2 separate regions of the Homo sapiens genome follow, and region 2 is linked to region 1. A link is a contact called in ENCODE Hi-C or POLR2A ChIA-PET data. All regions are on one chromosome and are shown on one strand. Each heading gives the region's core, a stretch centred on a gene start or an enhancer-like site at or near the end of the contact. The rest is flanking DNA. Distances are from core to core; before and after follow the strand shown.

Region 1 (4,446 bases), core at 1-2,500:
TCCTGGACAGGGGCTGCATTAGGTCCATGATTTGCAAATGTGCTCTGTGGAAACTGAGGAAGTCCATGGAGCTTTTTTGGAAGCGGGGAAGAGCAGGACGGCATCTAATGAAAGGGCTCGGTAGGCAGGGTAAGGAAGCTCCAAGGACCCCCTGCCCCCAAATTCTACCAGAGCAGTCCCACCTTTATATGATGTCACGCTGGCCTTCCTGAAACACTCTTTTTTTTTTTTTTTTTTTTTTTTTTGGAAACGGAGTCTCACTCTGTCACCCAGGCTGGAGTGCAGTGCTGCGATCTTGGCTCACTGCAATCTCTGCCTCCCAGGTTCAAGTGATTCTCCTGCTTCAGCCTCCTGAGTAGCTGGGACTACAGGTGTATGCCACCAGGCCCGGCAAAATTTTGTATTTTTAGTAGGGATGGGGTTTCACCATGTTGGCCAGGCTAGTCTCAAACTCCAGACCTCAAGTGATCCACCTGCCTCAGCCTCCCAAAGTGCTGGGATTACAGGTGTGAGCCACCGCGCCCAGCCCCTGAAAAACTTTTTTTGAACAAAGGGATCTGCACCCCCAAAATGTATGCAGGCCAACCTAGGTCCTTCCAGCCCTGCCCCCACACTGGCTGGTTGGGAGCATTGTTCAAGGTTATGCCAGTAGAGCAGCCCCTCTCTTCCTCGTTAAGGCAGCCTGGTGAAGCTTTGAATCCCTCCTCAGAGCTATATTTTTAAATGCATGAAACAGAAGACATAGGATAACACCAATTACATTGAAATACAGTTATCACAATATTTTTATAGAAGCTAAAATTTTTGATATCACATCACAGATTCTTGTTAACACGACAAACAAGATCTAGTGACAGATCTCGCAACCCCCATAATTCTGAAGCAGTGATTAGCTTAAACAATAATTTCAGATATCGTAACAAATGCAGTGATATGAAATGTAACTTTGATTTCTACTGGCAAGTCGCAGATGCTGCTAAAATGTCTGAGGCCTGTTGACTACATTCAGAAGAGCAGGAGATACTCAATTTCAGTGGAAGGTTAGTGAAAATAAGGATATAAATTTTTTCCCCATTCAAGTTCACAGACCCTTCGAATTCTCTCCACAGCCCCACCGCCCCTGTTGTAAATCCATCAGCACAGTATGCTAGCCATTCGGGTCATTACTGCTAATTATAGCTGTTGTTAGTATTTGCTTCAGGCACAGCTGGCACCATGGCCTGGCTGGTCCCAGCTTCACTCATTCCCTGCTCTCAGTCCTAGTGACTAGCGAGGGAAACGTGTCTGCACAGCTTTTCTCCCTGGATGGAAGCCGAGTGCCTCTGGCCTGGAGCCTGTCCCTCAACCTGTCCCTCCACCAGGGAAAGCTGCAAAAGGGAGTCTGTGGCCTTTCCATCCTGGGTCTGTGGGAGTTCATCAGAGCAGAGGGTGGGCTCCTGACCCAGCCTGTCCTCATGGGAGTGCTGCAAGCTGACACCTAAGAGAGAACTGCCTGATTCCTAGGGTGACCTACCCTGTCAACAGAGGAGGGTGTCTCTGTTGCAAAGGCCTGGGAGGAGGTGGCCGGCAGAGCTTCAGAGAGCCATTCTGGGGTAAGCAGCTTATTTTTCCCTCCCTGCAATGGCTTGTTTTCAGACTCATTCACAGAATGCCCCAGAGGCTATGAGACCAAGGAAAGGGTGACACTTTTCCCCTGCACCTATGGTGGAATGGGCACAGAGGAGAACAAGGCTCGTGTGCCTCCCTACTTCTCAGGAAGGAAACTGCCTGTCATCATTGTTTGCAATTTCTCAGACACCACACAGTGGTGCCAGGTCCCTGTTGGGTGGCCCACCGTTTGAAGGGCTCCTGGCTCAGACTGGAAAATGGAGAAGGCAGGGTAGGGTCGGATGAGCCCAGACAGAGCCAAGAAGGTCAGGGCTGGCAGAGACCTCAGGGGACATGTGACCCTCCTGCCTCATCGCCAGGTGAGGAGCTGGAAGCCGGGTCCCAGTGGGTCAGGCCAGAGCCAAATATCAGCCTTTGTCACCTCTCCTGTGGCCTGATCAGTCAGTGCCTTACAGCCTCTCTGGTGGGATCCCTCATCCCTCCTGGTGACGGGGTGGGGAGAGGACAGACATTCAGCCTGCCAGATCCTGATTTCCTCATTGGTAAAATGGGAAAATGATCATCTGTCCCTCAAAGGTTGGCAGGAGGCCTTCATCTCTTACTAAGTGCCCAGCACAAAGATAACAATAAAATCACAAATAAGAGGTCCCTGCCCCTCTCCCCTTCTGTGCTGAGTTCATCTGGAATCCCCAAGGCCCAGCCTCAGGCCTGGTGCTCAGTGGGAACTTAAAGAATCCCTGTTAAAATAAAGATGGATGGCTCTGACCTCCAAATGCCAAGACCGGGCTGTTTGCAAATCTAAAGGCTCCTAGGCAGCAGTGGGAGGAATTTGAGCAGAAACATGGAACAGCATGTCCAAGGACATAAATTCCAAGTTATTTTTGTTGGGAAATCTGAAGAAAATAATTCCATCCACATTCCCCACGTCGGAACTGTTCTCCCAGGTTGGCTTCAGCAGCGGCCCATTCCAGCCACCCCTCCTTCCTGCAGGCAGAGGTGAGGCCCTAGGAGGGAGCAGGGCAGGCCAAGTACCCTATTCGGGAGAAGGTGTCCCTGGATCATTGCCTTGGCTTGGGAAGATGATGGCACCAGGTGGCAGGGGCTGAGCCACAGGTAGTGGATGGAAAGGGCCTGTCATCTGGGCAGAAACTCAGACCCTGAGGGTCCATGTCCTTAATGAGGGGGGAATGGGGCTGGGAGGTGCCCACGTCACCAGGAAGCATTTCTGATGCTCCCCCTACTACAGGGCTCTCACTTAGCACAGTTTAAACCCAATTTATTCCAAAGTTATATGACTAAAACATCTTTCAGCTTGCCCCCTGTTAAATGTATATTGTATTCATTTACAAATTATTTGACGTAAATTACTGTACAGATCTGTGTATTATACACATTAAAACTTTTAAAAAAGAAAAGCATGGAAAAGTGAAAGGATATAAATAAATGTAAACAGAGCATCCACATTTTGATCCTGCATTGGGAACAAATGAATTTGGTGGACATGCCCCACTCTGGAGACCCCCGGTATAAACTACGCTTGCTTTCATTGCTCTTCTGTTTCTTTGTATCTTGCTTATTTGTTGGTTCAATTTAGTGAGAGCCTCTCCTGCCAGGCAGGGTGGGTATCTTGTTTTTCCACCTGGTTTATAAAGTTGCTAAAACACCAGAACATTAATGCTTTGGGCAGCACATTGTACACAGCTGGTGCCTCATAAAGGCAGTGAACCCCTCCTGAACACCTCCTTTAGTCCAGCTTCGTGGCAGTCCTTAGGGTTTCCAAAAATAAGACCTGCTTCCCACCCTCACGATGCTCACGATCCCGGGGAGAGACAGGCTCACAGAGACCACACTTCTGCCAATGCCCTGCATGTCAGGGAAGAGCTGTGTACACCCTTTGGGGATACTGAGGAAGGAGCAGTAATCACATTGGGGGTGCAAGAGGGGCACCACACAGAGCTGTCTGAGTTGGGCGTGAGGGATGGCTAGGCCCCCTGAGGGGGAGGAGCAAAGGAAAGATGGCAGAAGCAGAGGTGGAGCATGTGCAAAGGACCAGAGGCCTGGAGGTGCATTTCGAGAGGCACAGAGGCACAGTTTCAGAGGCACAGAGGTGCATGATTTCGGGTGTGGCCACTGGGCCATTATGGCTGGAACTCATGGGAAATGGAAGGAGTTGTGACAGAGGAGGCTGGGAAGCTGGGCAGGAGATGTCCATGGAGGTTCTAGGCAGGAAAGTATGTGGTCACTCTACCTGTGTGGCTTTCCTGCCTGTAGGGGCTCAATTGGAGTGTCCTTTTCTCCACCTAGCTTCAGCCCAAGGGAAACAGGGGACCAGACAGCTGGTGAGGGGGCAGCTCAAACTGTGGAAGAAGAGAGGCTCTCTCAGCCCTCCTCCCTCTCCAGTGCTGAGGCAACAACAGGCCCAGGCCACACTGGGGGATGTGGAGATCTGGAGAGCCATGGGCTTCATTCACAGAAGCTGACCCACCACCCCACCACAGCCCCCACTCAGAGGCCTTGGGGCATCCCTGGGGGCTCCAGCCTTGAACAGGGGCTTTGCCTGGCTCTAGTCTGGGGATGTCACCCCAGCTGCCCTCACCAGCTCTGCGTGGGAATCCTGCTTCAGGGCCAGCGGCCCCTCCCTGCCCCTCCAGTGAGTCCATGGCCCTGAACTCCTTCCCCGCTCCCTGCGATGGGAGGCTTGTGGCCTAGATCTGGGGAAAAGCCCCAGAGCCTGAGGCAGCTCCAAGCTGACCTGATCACATCCGCTCTCAGGGGATGGGAGGTGTGAAGATGCTGGTTTCTGAAGTTGGGGGTGGGGGCTGCCCACAGGGGAAAGAT
Region 2 (4,942 bases), core at 1,664-4,163, 120 kb before region 1:
AAATATTAAACTTTTTTTTTTTTTCTTTTTTGAGCCTGTCATCTAGGCTGGAGTGCAGTGGCATGATCATGGTTCACTACAGCCTTGAACTCCTGGGCTCAAGCTTATAGTGTCTGGGACTGCACCCGATACTACCACCACACCTGGCTACCAGATTTTAAACCATATAGGCCAGGAATTGCCAATGGATTTCAAGAAAGTCTTAAAAAGACTGAAAACAAAATACTCAACAGTCTGTCATCCTTACTAAATCAGTAGTTTTCACACTTTTTAAACCATGGATTATTTTTGCAGATGAAGCCTTCTATCAAGGATGTTAGATAATAAGATGGATAAAAGCAGAACTGCTCTGGTTGATACTGGGAGGGGTGATGGTGGGGGCATAGCTTAGACAGAAAGTATTTCTGTAGAATCTTTGGACTCAAAAGACTAAAATGTACCTTTGATAGTCCCGATAACTTCAAGAGAAATACAGCAGAATTTGAGAAGGATTCAGTGGATCTTACAGCTCTGCTGTGTAAGGGAAGACAGGCTGAAGCAGGAGAGAACTGAAGTCTAAAATCTGTAGTAGTATGGGCAGGTAGAACATGAACTTAACTTTCAAATTTTTGGTAATAGACTAAGAAGGGCAACCCTTGGAATTTAAGAGAGGAGAACAGGTAAATAAACATACTATTCATACTGTGCACATAATAATTTATGGAACTCATTATTACAAAAGAGAGTTCAAGATGAAAAATAGACATTACATACATATTTAAGCAAGTGAATAGGTGACTGAGCCATAATAGGTTGTTAAGGGAAATTAAGGTATTTTAGGATTTACTATAGGTAGCAATGAAGGGATCTTTGACACATCTATTGCAGATGGAACTGAGCTAAATGAACGGTGGCACTTTTTTTATACTAGTCAGATCTCTAAAATGTATGCCAACTGTGTAGTATATTTTTGATTTTTTACAGTTGAGATTCTAGAAGTGGTTGGATCACAGAGGATAATACTGAGGATAATAATGGCTGCTTGTTGAAGCTTGAAAATATATTATTGTAAGTTGTAAGTTGATTTCCAGAACTAAATTATCATTAGGAAATTATAAGTGACAGGTGGCCATATTTAAATTTTATAATATTTAGAATGTATAATACCTAAATTTTGATATTGAAATATCAGCTTTATTTAATAAATATAGAGTATAGAAAGCCATTCACTGAAATGATAGGTTTATATTTGTGAATGCGAAAATGTACACCAAAGAATGCCAACTTTGAAAGTTATTTGGTAAATAAAAACTAATGAAAGAAAGGTCATATGTTACTGCTACATTAGTGTTAATATGTTCATACATTAGACCTTCAGAGTCATAAAATGTATATGTAAAACTTTTTTCATTCTGTATTTGTTCTCAGGTTTCTTTTTGTAGGTGATGAACTCTCCATCTAGTTGCATAATTTTGGAGTCCATAGTGCTCACCATTACATGATGTAGTTGCATATATATTTTAAATGCAAATGATGTTTACCTTTGAAGCTAGACTTTGCCAAGGAGAAAAAACAGACTGATCCTGAAGTTTTAAACATTTTTTTAACAGTAGAATACAGATAATTTTATTGAGTTGGTAAAAAATCATTTTAAAAAATAGGCTAACAAAATATCTCCAGTTTGGAAAAAGTATCTGTTAATTAAAAGGTGTTTAGTTACTACCATACTTAACCTTAAACTGGGTTTTTCAGCCCAGTGAGACTGTTTTATAATTTAAGTCCTGAATCTAGCTTGCATGTACATTTAAATTAGTGCATTTAAATCTAACTTTACATATATTCTATCTTCATATTTTATTGTTGGTTATAACTTTTTAATGGAAGCAATATATGTTAATTTGGGAAAATTTGGAAACATAGAAGTATGCACAAAACTTGCTATAATCCCACTGCCCATAAGTGAACACTATTTTAATTTTGGTCCATTTCTTTTGAGTCATTTTGGTCACACACAGACATATGTGCACCCATACATATGTCTTCGTTATTCTTGGGTTAGGGAGTTCTATATTGTATTGGCATATTAGTTAGGGTTCTCTAGAGAAAGAGAACCAGTAGGATGTGTATATATAGAAAGAGGTTGAGATTTATTTTAAGGAATTGGCTCTTACAGTTGTGGAGGTTTGGTAAGTCCACGATCTGTAGGGTAGGGTGGCAGAGTGGAGATCCCGGGAAGTAGTCGAAGTTCAAGGCCAAAGGCAGTCTAGAGGCAGAATTCTTTCTTCCTTGTTGGGGAGAGGAGGGCACTTCTGTCTTTTTCTGTTAAGGTCTTCATTCACCTGATTTGATGGGGCCTACTCCCATTGTGGAGGGTCATCTGCTGTACTCAGTCTACTAATTTAAATATTAGTCTCTTCTAAAAAATACCTTCCCAGAAACATCTAGAATAATATTTGATGAGATACCTGAGTATCGTGGCCTATTAAAGTTGACATATAAAATTAGCCATCACAATTAGTATGTGATAATTTTGAGTTCCATTTCCCTGATTTGGAAAGATTCTAACAATTATGTTATTGCATATAACATAACACCTATATACATAAAACTTATTCTTTTTAATACATATATGAGTGCCTGGATCTTTATCCCTACTCTCACGAAGTTTACGTTCTGTGAGGAAAGACAGATGATAAACTAATAAGTTAATAAAAATATGTCAGTCATAAGTGCTATGCAGAAAAATAAGGCAGGATAAGGAGAGAGAGAGAGTCATAGAAGGGGTGTAGGGTGCTGTTTTGTTTAAGGTGGTTAGGGAAAGCCTCTCTGTTAAGTTTCTGTTTAAGTAGGGACTAAATGAACAAAGCAGAAAAGCGTGCAGCTGTATGGGTGAAAGGCATTCTGGGTGAAGGGAGGAGCAGCAACTGCACCGATCCTGAGGTGGGAACATGCCCAGCTGGTTTGAGAATAGCTGCTAGTAGTCCCATGGGCGGAAGGAGTGTAGGAGTGGGAGAATTACAGGGAGTAACGTGACAAGACAGGAGGCTGTGGTCAGAAAGTGGGATGCTAGTGCAATAACAGAGTCTGGGGATGAGTAGATGAAGTAGGGGGTAGATGGAAAAGTCTACATCTCTAATCTCTCTGTATTTCTGATCATTTTTACCGTCCCACATTGTGACTGTTTGTTTTAGAGCTGTTTATACTTGTACTCACATTCTACAACAGTTCAGTTTTGCTTTCAGAATCCCCAGAGTTTTATAAACTGAAAGACCAAACTAAAGGGTAGTTACTACTCATCTTTGTGGTGTCTATGGGATTCCTAATCCCATTTAAGGTCCTGTCAGCTGTCTATAATATAAATATTGTTTTGTAGCCCCATGCCCAGGATATCCTCAAATGAATATGAGAGGAACTTACTACTCTTCATGTGTAGGGCCTTTACTTTTGACTTGCCCGGCTCAATTCCTTTATCATAAAATGATGTAACACCTTCTATAGGAGTGTTCTTTGAATATTTCAGTGTTGTGGAAGTCGTCTATGGTTTTTGGAGACTTTGAGGACTCCGTGATCTTAAATTTACTCCTAGTAAAGTTGTGTCGATATAGATATTTTTCTTGTGACTTGGAATAATAGTTTATCAATTTCGGAATGCAGCTGAGGATTGCGGGTTCTAACATCTGCTGTCATCAGAAAGTATTTCATGATCTCTCCCAGCAGTTGAGGCCAAATTTCTGAACACTTTACTTTTTCCAAATGTATTTGCTGAATAATGGGTTTGGTTCTTCTTGGAACTTGTAAAGTTACCTCATGGAATGGAAAAAGAAGGTTTTGCCAACAACTGGAACATGTACTTGACTCCGTAACTATATTCAGCCAAACCATGTTCAGATATTTGTACATGATGTGCTAATCATGTGCCCATTTTGTTATGGAGCGGTTTGGGTTAGTAATATTAACATACTCTGTGCCTGAGCAAGGCAGATATTTCAGTTCACATTGAAGGCCTAAATTATTGGATTTTAAAGAATGTTGATCTGATATATTTGATTGCTAGTTATTTCTTCTGGATGTCTAGGTCATTGTATTTTGTTAGTGTCTTAGTTTTATTTTATTAGCATTTTATATTTTAATATTTCAATTTTGTTATATAGGGATTGTTTTATAAAAAAATTTAGTTATTAGCATTTTAATTTTCATTGAATGTTGACTTTCATGAAATCTTTTAAACAAATTAAAAGATATGAATATGAATTTCAGAAAATGTATAAAAATCGATTTATGCCTTTGTTATAATTTTTTTTAATTTCAGTAAGTATAACCGAGCATCTCAGCTTTGAAATGCATTTTAACACTTTTTTTCTTTAGTCTTAGAATATAGCCTCGAAGTGTACTTTGAAACTCTGTTTTCCTTCTGTTTCCACTAGACACTTCCTTGCACCATGTATGCTTATCTACTATATGCTTGCTTAGAAATTCCAGGGGCTAATTTTGAAACAAACCAGGCATGGAGGCCCTGTGGAACCCTCCCACTTGGGGGAGTCATGAACAGTTAGTCCACTACCATCAGGCTAAAGTCAAAGTAATGCCAAGTGGACCTCCGGATGGGCAGTTACCCGAGACAGCCATCAGAACAAGACACACAGACCCTGTGCCATTCAAACATCTCCTACAGCAAGTTTCCTTTTAAAAACACTATGATAAATTTTAAAACTTAAGATGGGACTTTAGAACACTAGTTCACTATCTTCTCAGTTTGCTGGCTCTCTGTTTAAAACCTGCTTTCCCTCCCACCAAACTTGGCCTCTTGTGTTTGGCTTTCGAGCAGCAAATAGCCAAACCTGGGTCTGGTTACATAAGTAGGTCTGGGATCTTGATAATGGACCATCTGCAATGTTTGTATCTTCTCATTTGACTCAGTATTCAGTAATTAGAGAATAATTAACAGCTATTTTTTATCAAAAAA

Evidence for each region. Hi-C counts contacts between places; a loop is a spot of excess contacts on that map. ChIA-PET counts read pairs that join two places held with the same protein, here RNA polymerase II (POLR2A). Pooled maps may share reads with other maps.
Region 2: a loop to region 1 is called in a map of ascending aorta, with 3 times the contacts of the local background. The contact joins two enhancer-like sites. A Hi-C loop is called at or near these places in 3 of 168 maps with a recorded cell type or tissue (PC-3, ascending aorta and heart right ventricle) and 5 of 50 pooled maps. POLR2A ChIA-PET finds 5 or more read pairs at or near these places in 3 of 52 experiments (AG04450, H1 and naive thymus-derived CD8-positive, alpha-beta T cell).

Annotation. Positions count from the first base shown.
Region 1 is chr2:30,687,786-30,692,231 of GRCh38, forward strand. No RefSeq gene overlaps it. Among named protein-coding and RNA genes, the nearest start is that of CAPN13, 120 kb to the right of the region's middle. Within about 2 kb of position 1,251, at least 11 of the 41 ENCODE cell types and tissues checked have a DNase peak (open chromatin) inside an H3K27ac peak, as active enhancers do; they include heart right ventricle, where a contact is called at or near this core.
Region 2 is chr2:30,563,043-30,567,984 of GRCh38, forward strand. The region is part of intron 4 of LCLAT1 (lysocardiolipin acyltransferase 1); the gene reads left to right. Among named protein-coding and RNA genes, the nearest start is that of LCLAT1, 120 kb to the left of the region's middle. Within about 2 kb of position 2,914, at least 6 of the 41 ENCODE cell types and tissues checked have a DNase peak (open chromatin) inside an H3K27ac peak, as active enhancers do; they include heart right ventricle, where a contact is called at or near this core.